Linked DNA regions of Homo sapiens: region 2 is linked to region 1. Evidence: read pairs that join two places in POLR2A ChIA-PET (ENCODE). Cell type or tissue: Panc1. All regions are shown on one strand. Links, peaks and the distances in the headings refer to the core of each region. The heading gives the core; the rest is flanking DNA.

Evidence for each region. Peaks named below come from ENCODE experiments on the same cell type or tissue, not always from the same donor. Only the 100,000 strongest peaks of a DNase experiment are listed, where the experiment ranks them.
Region 2: POLR2A ChIA-PET joins it to region 1 with 6 read pairs; 2 of 35 experiments call an interaction of 5 or more read pairs at or near these places.

The regions. Positions count from the first base shown.
Region 1 is chr12:104,397,249-104,401,641 of GRCh38, reverse strand. It overlaps LOC105369949 (a long non-coding RNA gene), which reads right to left. Exons shown (of 4, transcript XR_007063432.1): 4 at 3,043-3,463. LOC124903003 (a long non-coding RNA gene) reads right to left here and starts at 2,083. Exons shown (of 2, transcript XR_007063434.1): 1 at 979-2,083; 2 at 1-21. In Panc1, for the core only: no CTCF peak of the experiment used is centred there; no DNase peak of the experiment used is centred there.
Region 2 is chr12:104,293,144-104,297,536 of GRCh38, reverse strand. All of the region lies in intron 4 of TXNRD1 (thioredoxin reductase 1), which reads right to left. Among named protein-coding and RNA genes, the nearest start is that of EID3, 8.4 kb to the left of the region's middle. In Panc1, for the core only: a CTCF peak has its summit at 3,154 (motif pointing right); no DNase peak of the experiment used is centred there; H3K4me3 peaks cover 1,938 bases; H3K27ac peaks cover 3,803 bases.

The DNA of each region.
Region 1 (4,393 bases), core at 198-4,197:
TGTGTGGTTTGTCCATGGGCCCTGGAGGAAAGAAAAACAAGTTTTGCTGAAGATCTAGCATGGTCTCTGCCACACACAGATAAGAATTTCTACTTTGGAAACACTAAGGCAAGAATTTCCATTTTACAAGGGAGGAAATAGAGGCTTTAAAAAGCGAAGTGCTGCTGAGTGTGGTAACTCATGCCTGTAATCCCAGCACTTTGGGAGGCCGAGGCGAGAGGATCACCTGAGGTCAGGAGTTTGAGAACAGCCTGGCCAACATGGTGAAACCCCGTCTCTACTGAAAATACAAAAATTAGCCTGGCATGGTGGCGGGCGCCTGTAATCCCAGCTACTCAGGAGGCTGAGGCATGAGAATCACTTGAGCCCAGCAGGCCGAGGTTGCAGTGAGCCGAGATCATGCCACTGCACTCCAGCCTGGGTGACAGAGTGAGACTCTGTCTCAACAACAACAAAAACAACAACAACAAAAATTAAAAAAAAAAATTTAAAAAGGCTGGGCACAGTGGCTCATGCATGTAATCCCAGTACTTTGGGAGGCTGAGGTGGGCGGATCACCTGAGATTGGGAGTTTGAGACAAGCCTGACTAACATGGAGAAACCCTGTCTCGACTAAAAATACACAATTAGCCGGGTGTGGTGGCGCATGCCTGTAATCCCAGCTACTCGGGAGGCTGAGGCAGGAGAATTGCTTGAACCCGGGAGGCAGAGGTTGCGGTGAGCTGAGATCGCACCATTGCACTCCAGCCTAGAGGCAACAAGAGCAAAACTCCATCTCAAAAAAAAAAAAAAAAAAAAAAAAAGAAGTGCCTTTCCCCAGGTGACACAGGTATTAAGAAGTAAGGCTGGATCCAAGCCAAAGCCTATGTTTCAACCTCCCTCTCTCTGTGCCCCTCAAGGATTGCCATAGTGCTATCTCCTGTGAACTCACTCCTGACCTCCAGATCTGCACCTCAAACCTTCAGCAGATGTCCTCACCTGGTGTCCCTCCAGCACTGCTAAGCATGTCCTGAACCAAGGTCATCCTTTCTCCCCACTTCCCAAGGCCTGTTGCCTTCTCCTTCTGAATGTGCTGTTATAGAAAATGGATCCACTCATAAAGCCAGAAAACTGGAGCTTCTTCTAGAATGTCCCTGTCTCAGAGTGCATTTAGCTGCAAGTAACAGAAAACCCAACTCAAAATGACTTAAACCACTAGAAAATGTCCCACTTCCTATAAAAACAAGTCCCCACATGTGGGGGTTTCAGGATTGGCAAATGTGGTGGTTCAACCACACAATCTAAGGACCCAAGTCCCTCTGTCTTCCCACTTGACCGCCCTCAGCCCTTGGCTTGATCTCTTCCTGATCTCTTCATGGAACTCCACTGTAGTCCCAAGATGGCTGCCTGGTTCCAGGCAACACACACAGAAAGGAAAGTTTCTACTTAATAGTCTTTTGCCAGGATTGTGTCACATGCCCATTCCTAAACAAGTCGTGGGCAGGGGCTTCCCATGGAATGATCAGAATGGCTGAGATTAATAACGGTTGGATTTTGTGTGGAGACCTAGCAGCTGTTCTCCACAACAATCCTTTGGTTTTATAAAGGATGAGCACCTTTCCTGCCAAGAGACGATGAGCACCATACAATATCTGTACACTACCCTCTTCCTTACTCCAACTTCTAGCCAATCACCACAGCCTGCTGATTTCACCTCCTTCATTTCTCTTGGTTCCATATCTTACTTTTGATCTCCATTTAAGCTATCATCATTCAAAACCTCAGGAAGTTGGGCAAACTTTTAACAGTGAATTACTTCATTAACATATAAGTCCTTAAATGCTAAAAAGCACATTCTCTTAAATGGTTTGTCCTGTCCAGTTGCTCCAGCAAATAATCTTTTCGTCACAGACATACAAAGATAAATTTTATTCTGGTTTTTGTGCAAATTGAAAGCAAAGAATAGAGAAATTCTAAAAGTGAGACATCAGAATTCATGGGTTGGTACTGTATTTGATGTTTTCCATTTCCAGAAATAATTATGACTAAAATTATTATAACATCTGATTTTTTTTTTTTTTTTAGACAGGGTCTCACTCCCATCACCCACACTGGAGTGCGGCGGCGTGATCACGGCTCGCTGCAGCCTCAACTTCCTGGGCTCAAGTGATCCTCCCACTTTAGCCTCCCAAGTAGCTAGGACTACAGGCAAGCACCACCACGCACAGCTAATTTTTGTGTTTTTAATAGAGACGGGGTTTCTGTATGTTGCTCAGGCTGGTCTTGAACTCCTGGGCTCAAGCCATCCACCTGCCTCGGCCTCTTAAAGTGCTGGGATTACAGGTGTGAGCCATCATACCCGGCCTAGAATCTGATTTTTGAAGATGCCTTAAATAACTTTGTTTTAAGGTGGCTCATGGAGAGTATTTAGATTCTATATATTGGTAGCTAACTACCATTTGAAAAATTAGTGAGAAGTATTATCACAAAAATAGATACTTATGTGCATTGTACATATCCAAAACTTGCAATCAGCTGGGTGCAGAGGCTCACGCCTGTAATCCCAACACTTTGGGAGGCCGAGGCAGGCGGATCATCTGAGGTCAGGAGTTCGAGACCAGCCTGGCCAACATGGTGAAACCCCGTCTCTATAAAAATTAGCCAGGCATGATGGCAGGTGCCTGTAATCTCAGCTACTCAGGAGGCTAAGGTGGGAGAATCACCTGAACCCAGGAAGTGGAGGTTGCAGTGAGCCGAGATTGCGCCAGTTCACTCCAGCCTGGGTGGATCATCTGAGGTCAGGAGTTCGAGACCAGCCTGGCCAACATGGTGAAACCCCGTCTCTATAAAAATTAGCCAGGCATGATGGCAGGTGCCTGTAATCTCAGCTACTCAGGAGGCTAAGGTGGGAGAATCACCTGAACCCAGGAAGTGGAGGTTGCAGTGAGCCGAGATTGAGCCAATTCACTCCAGCCTGGGCAACAGGGCGAGACTCCATCACCAAAAAAAAAAAGAAACCCTGAAATCTCCCTGTAAAGAAACCCTCTACCTACACTCATCTTGTGATATCATAAATACTATTTTTATTCTTCCAGTTGCCAAAAACCTTGTGTATTAATTATATATTGTGGCATAACAAATTGTCCCAAAATTTAACAGTTTAAAAAGCACACATGTATTATCTCAGTTTTGTGGGTGAAAAATCTGGATATGGCTTAGCTGTCCCCTCTGCTTTGGTGTCTTTCTCAAAGAACAGTCACACTGTTGACTGGTGCCGTGCTCTCATCTCATGGCACAACTGGGAAGGATGCACTCCAAGCTCACGTGGTTCAAGATTCAGTTCATCAGGGGTAGTTGGACTGACATCTTCAGTTCCTGGCTGGCTGTTGGTCAGGGGCTGCCCTCAGTTCCTTGCCATGTGGGCCTCTCAACAAGGCAGATTGCTTCACTGAAGTGTTAAAGCCAAGAAAGCAATGGAGAGAATCTGCCAGCAAGACAGAAGTCACAATCTTGGTGATATATCCACAGAAATGAGATCCCATCAACTTTGCCGTAATCTATTCATGATTAAAAAAAAAAAAAAAAGGGCGGGCAGGGTGCGGTGGCTCACGCCTGTAATCCCGGCACTTTGGGAGGCCAAGGTGGGTGGATCATGAGGTCAGGAGTTCAAGACCAGCCTGGCCAAGATGGTGAAACCTGTCTCTACTAAAAATACAAAAAATTAGCCAGGCGTGGTGGCGCACGCCTGTAATCCCAGCTACTCGGGAGGCTGAGGCAGAAGAATTGCTTGAACTCAGAGGGTGGAGATTGCAGTGAGCCCAGATTACGCCACTGCACTCCAGCCTGGGCAACAGAGTGAGACTCTGTCTCAAAAAAAAAAAGTCACTAGGTCCATCACAGACTCAAGAAGAAAGTTATACAAGAGCATGAATACCAGGAGGTGGGGGTAACTGTGAGCTGTGTCATAAACTGCCTACCGCATTGGAGTCATCCTCAATTTCTCACCTTCTCTCATATCCTCTATCCAATACTTCAGGCAGTCCAGCAGGCTGCAACTTCAAAGCAATTGACTCAGCATCAGTTTGCTGATGGTTTGCTCAAATGTCACCTGTTCAGTGGCATTTAACCATCTTACTTAAAATTGCAACTCACCCACAGACACACATATTCCCACTCCTCTTCCCTCATTTTTCTTTATAGCAGCAATCACCATCAGACATTCCAGATATTTAATCGTCTTTTAAATTTGCTCTCTCTCCACCTTAGCATGTAAGCTCTGTGAGGGCAGTGGTTTTTACCTGTTTTGTTTGCTGCTGTATTCCCCAGGCCTAGTGCAGCACACACAAAACAAATATTGTGGAATGAATAAATGTTAAAATACATGGAAATATGTTCTCTTTTTTAAAAAAAAACC
Region 2 (4,393 bases), core at 394-4,393, 100 kb after region 1:
AAAATTAGCCAGACGTGGTGGCGCATGCCTGCAATCCCAGCTACTCGGGAGACTGAGGCAGGAGAATTGCTTGAACTCAGGAGGCGGAGATTGCAGTGAACTGAGATCACACAGTGCACTCCAGCCTGGGCAACAGAGCAAGACTCCATTTCAAAAACTAAATAAATAAATAAATAAATATAAATTTATTTGTCAACAAGTGTTTGTATATTACTTTTTTTTTTTTTTTTTGAGATGGAGTTTCACTCTTGTTGCCCAGGCTGGAGTGCAATGGCAGGATCTCCGCTCACCGCAACCTCCACCTCCCAGGTTCAAGCGATTCTCCTGCCTCAGCCTCCTGAGTAGCTGGGATTACAGGCGCCCGCCAACACACCCGGCTAATTTTTTGTATTTTTAGTAGGGAAGGGGTTTCACCATGTTGGCCAGGTCAGTCTCAAACTCCTGACCTCAAGTGATCCACCCGCCTCGGCCTCTCAAAGTGCTGGGATTACAGGCATGAGCCACCACACCCAGCCTGACAAATGAATTTTTAAATAAGTACATTGCTCTACAGACTTGCGTTAGAGATTACAAAGATAGTGCCTAGCCCGATGTCAACACAGGTGCTCAGTAAATACTAGCTAAATAGATGTGAAGTGACTTTGTTCCCAACTGACCTGGACACACCTGCATAGAATGCTGAAGGCAGACAATGTTGCTGTCATACAGCTTTTAATTCTGAACTGCTTTCCAATATGCTGCCTAGAATCTCTTCTGAACAACCTAGAGCTTGGTTCCTGATAGCCCATCTTCAATAAAACCAGATACCTTAGAGCTAAATCCTTTAAGTGAGTCTCTTCTGGCCCTACCACGATCTATTCACTCAATACATATTTACTGAATGCACACTAGGTATTAAAAAATAAGCCTAAGCCAACAAAAAGCCTTTTGTAAAGACCTTATCTTACAAAAAATTTAAAAATTGGCCAGGTGTGGTGGTACATGCCTGTATTCCCAGATACTCAGGCGGCTGAGGCAAGAGGATTGCTTGAGCCCAGGGGGGTTGAGGCTGCAGCGAGCCATGATAGTGCCACCGCACTCCAGCCTGGGTTAGAGCAAGACCTTGCCTCTAAAGAAATTTTTTTCAATATATGGAAGATATTAAAATGTATATTTTTTTTTAGAAGCCCAGCCTCATTGTTCTCTTAAAGAAAGTACAAGTAGGCACAGAAGAATGAAGTTCCATTCAGCAAGCATGTAATGAATGAACACCTACCATATGCCAGCACTATGCTAGGAATACCAAGATTTGCATGGGCCTGACCTCGAATCATGAGCACACCACAGCATCTCATCAAGGACACAAGCATGTATCTCAATAGCAATAACATAAGGCCAAGTGCCAGAAGTATGAGTACATGAGAGTGAGCTTTGCAGGCAAACAGGCCTGGGTTCTAGTCCTGACTCTGCCACTTAACTAGCTTGTAATCTGGGCATGCTCCTTAAATTCTCAAGGCTTTTATTTTCTCTTCTGTAAACCTGGATAATATCACCTCCTTCACAGGACTGTTGTGGGGATTTAATCACTAAGTATTAACAACATTTAGAGTCTAACACATAATAGGTATTCAACAAATAAATGTTATAATCATTAACAGGCATATTTGCTTAGGTATCTGCTGGGCTCTAACATATGCCTGGGACCACAGGCATAAAGAATAAGACTAGCTCTCTGACCTCGATATGTAAGCCAAAAAGTTATCATTGGCAGGATTCCTCCTTTTCCAAAAATAAAGACTTATGGGATTGTCGTGGGAACAGAGGAGGAAAGGAATGGAAAACTTTGGTCTTGTATTCTGAACGGGTAGGCAGTTGGAAAAGTGGGTTGTGGTAGGAAGAGAAGACAGGTGTTGAAATAAAGAATAGAAGTGAGGAGGAAAACTGTAGGGAGAAATATTTTAGCTGCAATGATAGTCCCGGGAGCCTCCAGTAAGTGAGGGAGCAGAGCAGGAGATAACCAGAAAAGCAGGTTGGGGCTAGACCCTGGAGGGCATTGAATACCAAGCTAAGGAGCTCCCATTTCGTTCTGGATGCAGATCTGGGGCCAGCGAGTAGCAATCAGGAAGATGACTGGCAATATGAGCTGGAAGAGAAGGGAGATCAGAAGTGGGAGGCCAGTTAAAGACTGATGAAATGGTCCAGGCAAAAGTAAATAGGGGCAAGAAGGTGATGCCTAGAATAGTCAGGCGCTGGTGAGTAAACAGGAGAAGTGACCGGAAATCTGAAGTCTATACCACCAGAATTTTGACGCTACTATTAAAGAACAGATACACAGCAAAAAAAGAGATTTGTGTTTACACCTGGTAGAAGTAGGAGGAGCTCAACACGACTCTACAACCAGTAAATTTCTACGTTTATTTGCAGTTCTAACAGTCTAAGACTCTAATAAATCTTGGTAGTCCTCAACCCTTACTTCCTTTTAATGTACGCCAGAGAATCTGTCACTTCCCTCATCTTCAAAGCAATCCTCCAGTCCTCCTCAGGCCTCAACTTTAATCAAGCCAAAAGCAGATACATTACTAATGCCTCCAAAAAGAAGGGATTATTTAAGAGGATAGAAACAAAATAAATTGTGTTTTCTGTCAAGTTCTGGTAGCCTCTGCAGTTAAGAATAGTTAAGAAAGGGGATGGTTGGAGAGTTATTCAATTACCACTCATGTCCTGATGTCTATTCACTTAAGATTCTGGTTTCTGGTAACTTTAGAAGTTAGACTTGAAAGGAGACCTGGCTGGGTGCAGTGGCTCACACCTGTAATCTCAGCACTTTGGGAGGCCAAGGTAGGCAGATGGCTTAAACTCACGAGTTTTGAGACCAGCCTGGACTGTGGGTGGCAAGCCACCCAGGCACCGAGGCAAGAGACAGAGGACACGAGCTGTTCCAGTATAATATAAAACAAGAATTGTTATACCAGATATAGATCTTAGATGTGATTATATATGAGTATCATTAATCATTAGTTGGTAGCAATTACTTCTTATTCCAATATTATGATAATCCTCACTCAATAATCATAGCCTAGGAAAAACCAGGCCATACAGAGATAGGAGCTGAGGGGACATAGTGAGAAGTGACCAGAAGACAAGAGTGCGAGCCTTCTGTTATGCCCGAACAGGGCCACCGGAGGGCTCCTTGGTCTAGCGGTGATGCCAGCATCTGGGAAGACGCCCGTCACCAAGAGGATCGTGGTCCAGCAGTAGCAAAAGGTGTCAAGAAACAACACCCGCTACTTAGCAGACCGGGAAAGCCGGCGGCGGGGGGGGGGGCCTTTCCCCGGGGGAGTTTAGAGAAGACTCTGCTCCTCCACCTCTTGTGGAGGGCCTGACATCAGTCAGGCTCGCCCGCAGTTATCCGGAGGCCTAACCGTCTCCCTGTGATGCTGTGCTTCAGTGGTCACACTCCTAGTCCGCCTTCATGTTCCATCCTGTACACCTGGCTCTGCCTTCCAGACAGCAGTAGTAAATTAGTGAAAATACTAATAGTCCCTGATGTGTAGAAATAATGGCGTAAGCTGTCTTTCTCTTTGTCTCCTCTCCCTCTCTGCCTCGGCTGCCAGGCAGGGAAGGGCCCCCTGTCCAGTGGACACATGACCCACGTGACCTTACCTATCATTGGAGGTGACTCACATTCTTTACCCTGCCCCTTCTGCCTTGTATCCAATAAATAATAGTGCAGCCCGACATTCGGGGCCACTACCGGTCTCCGCGCATTGGTGGTAGCGGTCCCCCGGGCCCAGCTGCCTTTTCTCTTATCTCTTTGTCTTGTGTCTTTATTTCTACACTCTCTCGTCGCCGCACACAGGGAGAGACCCACCGACCCTGTGGGGCTGGTCCCTACACTGGACAACATGGTGAAACCCCCAATATACAAAAAATACAAAAATAAGCTGGGTGAGGTGGTGTGCGCTTGTAGTTCCAGCTATTCGGGAGGCTGAGGTGGGAGGATGGGTTAAGCCCAGGAGGCGAAGGTTGCAATGAGCCAATATCAAGCCACTGCACTGGGCAATAGAGCCAGACCTTGTCTCAAAACATAAAAGGAGACCTGCCTTTGTCTCAGCATCTACCCCCCAAGACTGGAACATGGGGCCACCGCAACTGTCTGCAAAATTCACCTGGATATTAATCCCGCATTGCTTGGTGCCTGTCATCTCTCCTAATATTGCCCTGAAGAAATTATTTAAGCCCTGAGTTGTCAGTTTTAGTCTTATCTCCCAGGATTACCTCAAACTACTAAAGTCTTAACTATGTCTGACACTTGGTATTATTCCAGTAAATACTTTTTCACTCACTCTGCTTCTCCTCTCAGTACCACCAATAGGCCTCTCTACAAGTGATTTCAAAACCCTGGAATCCTGAG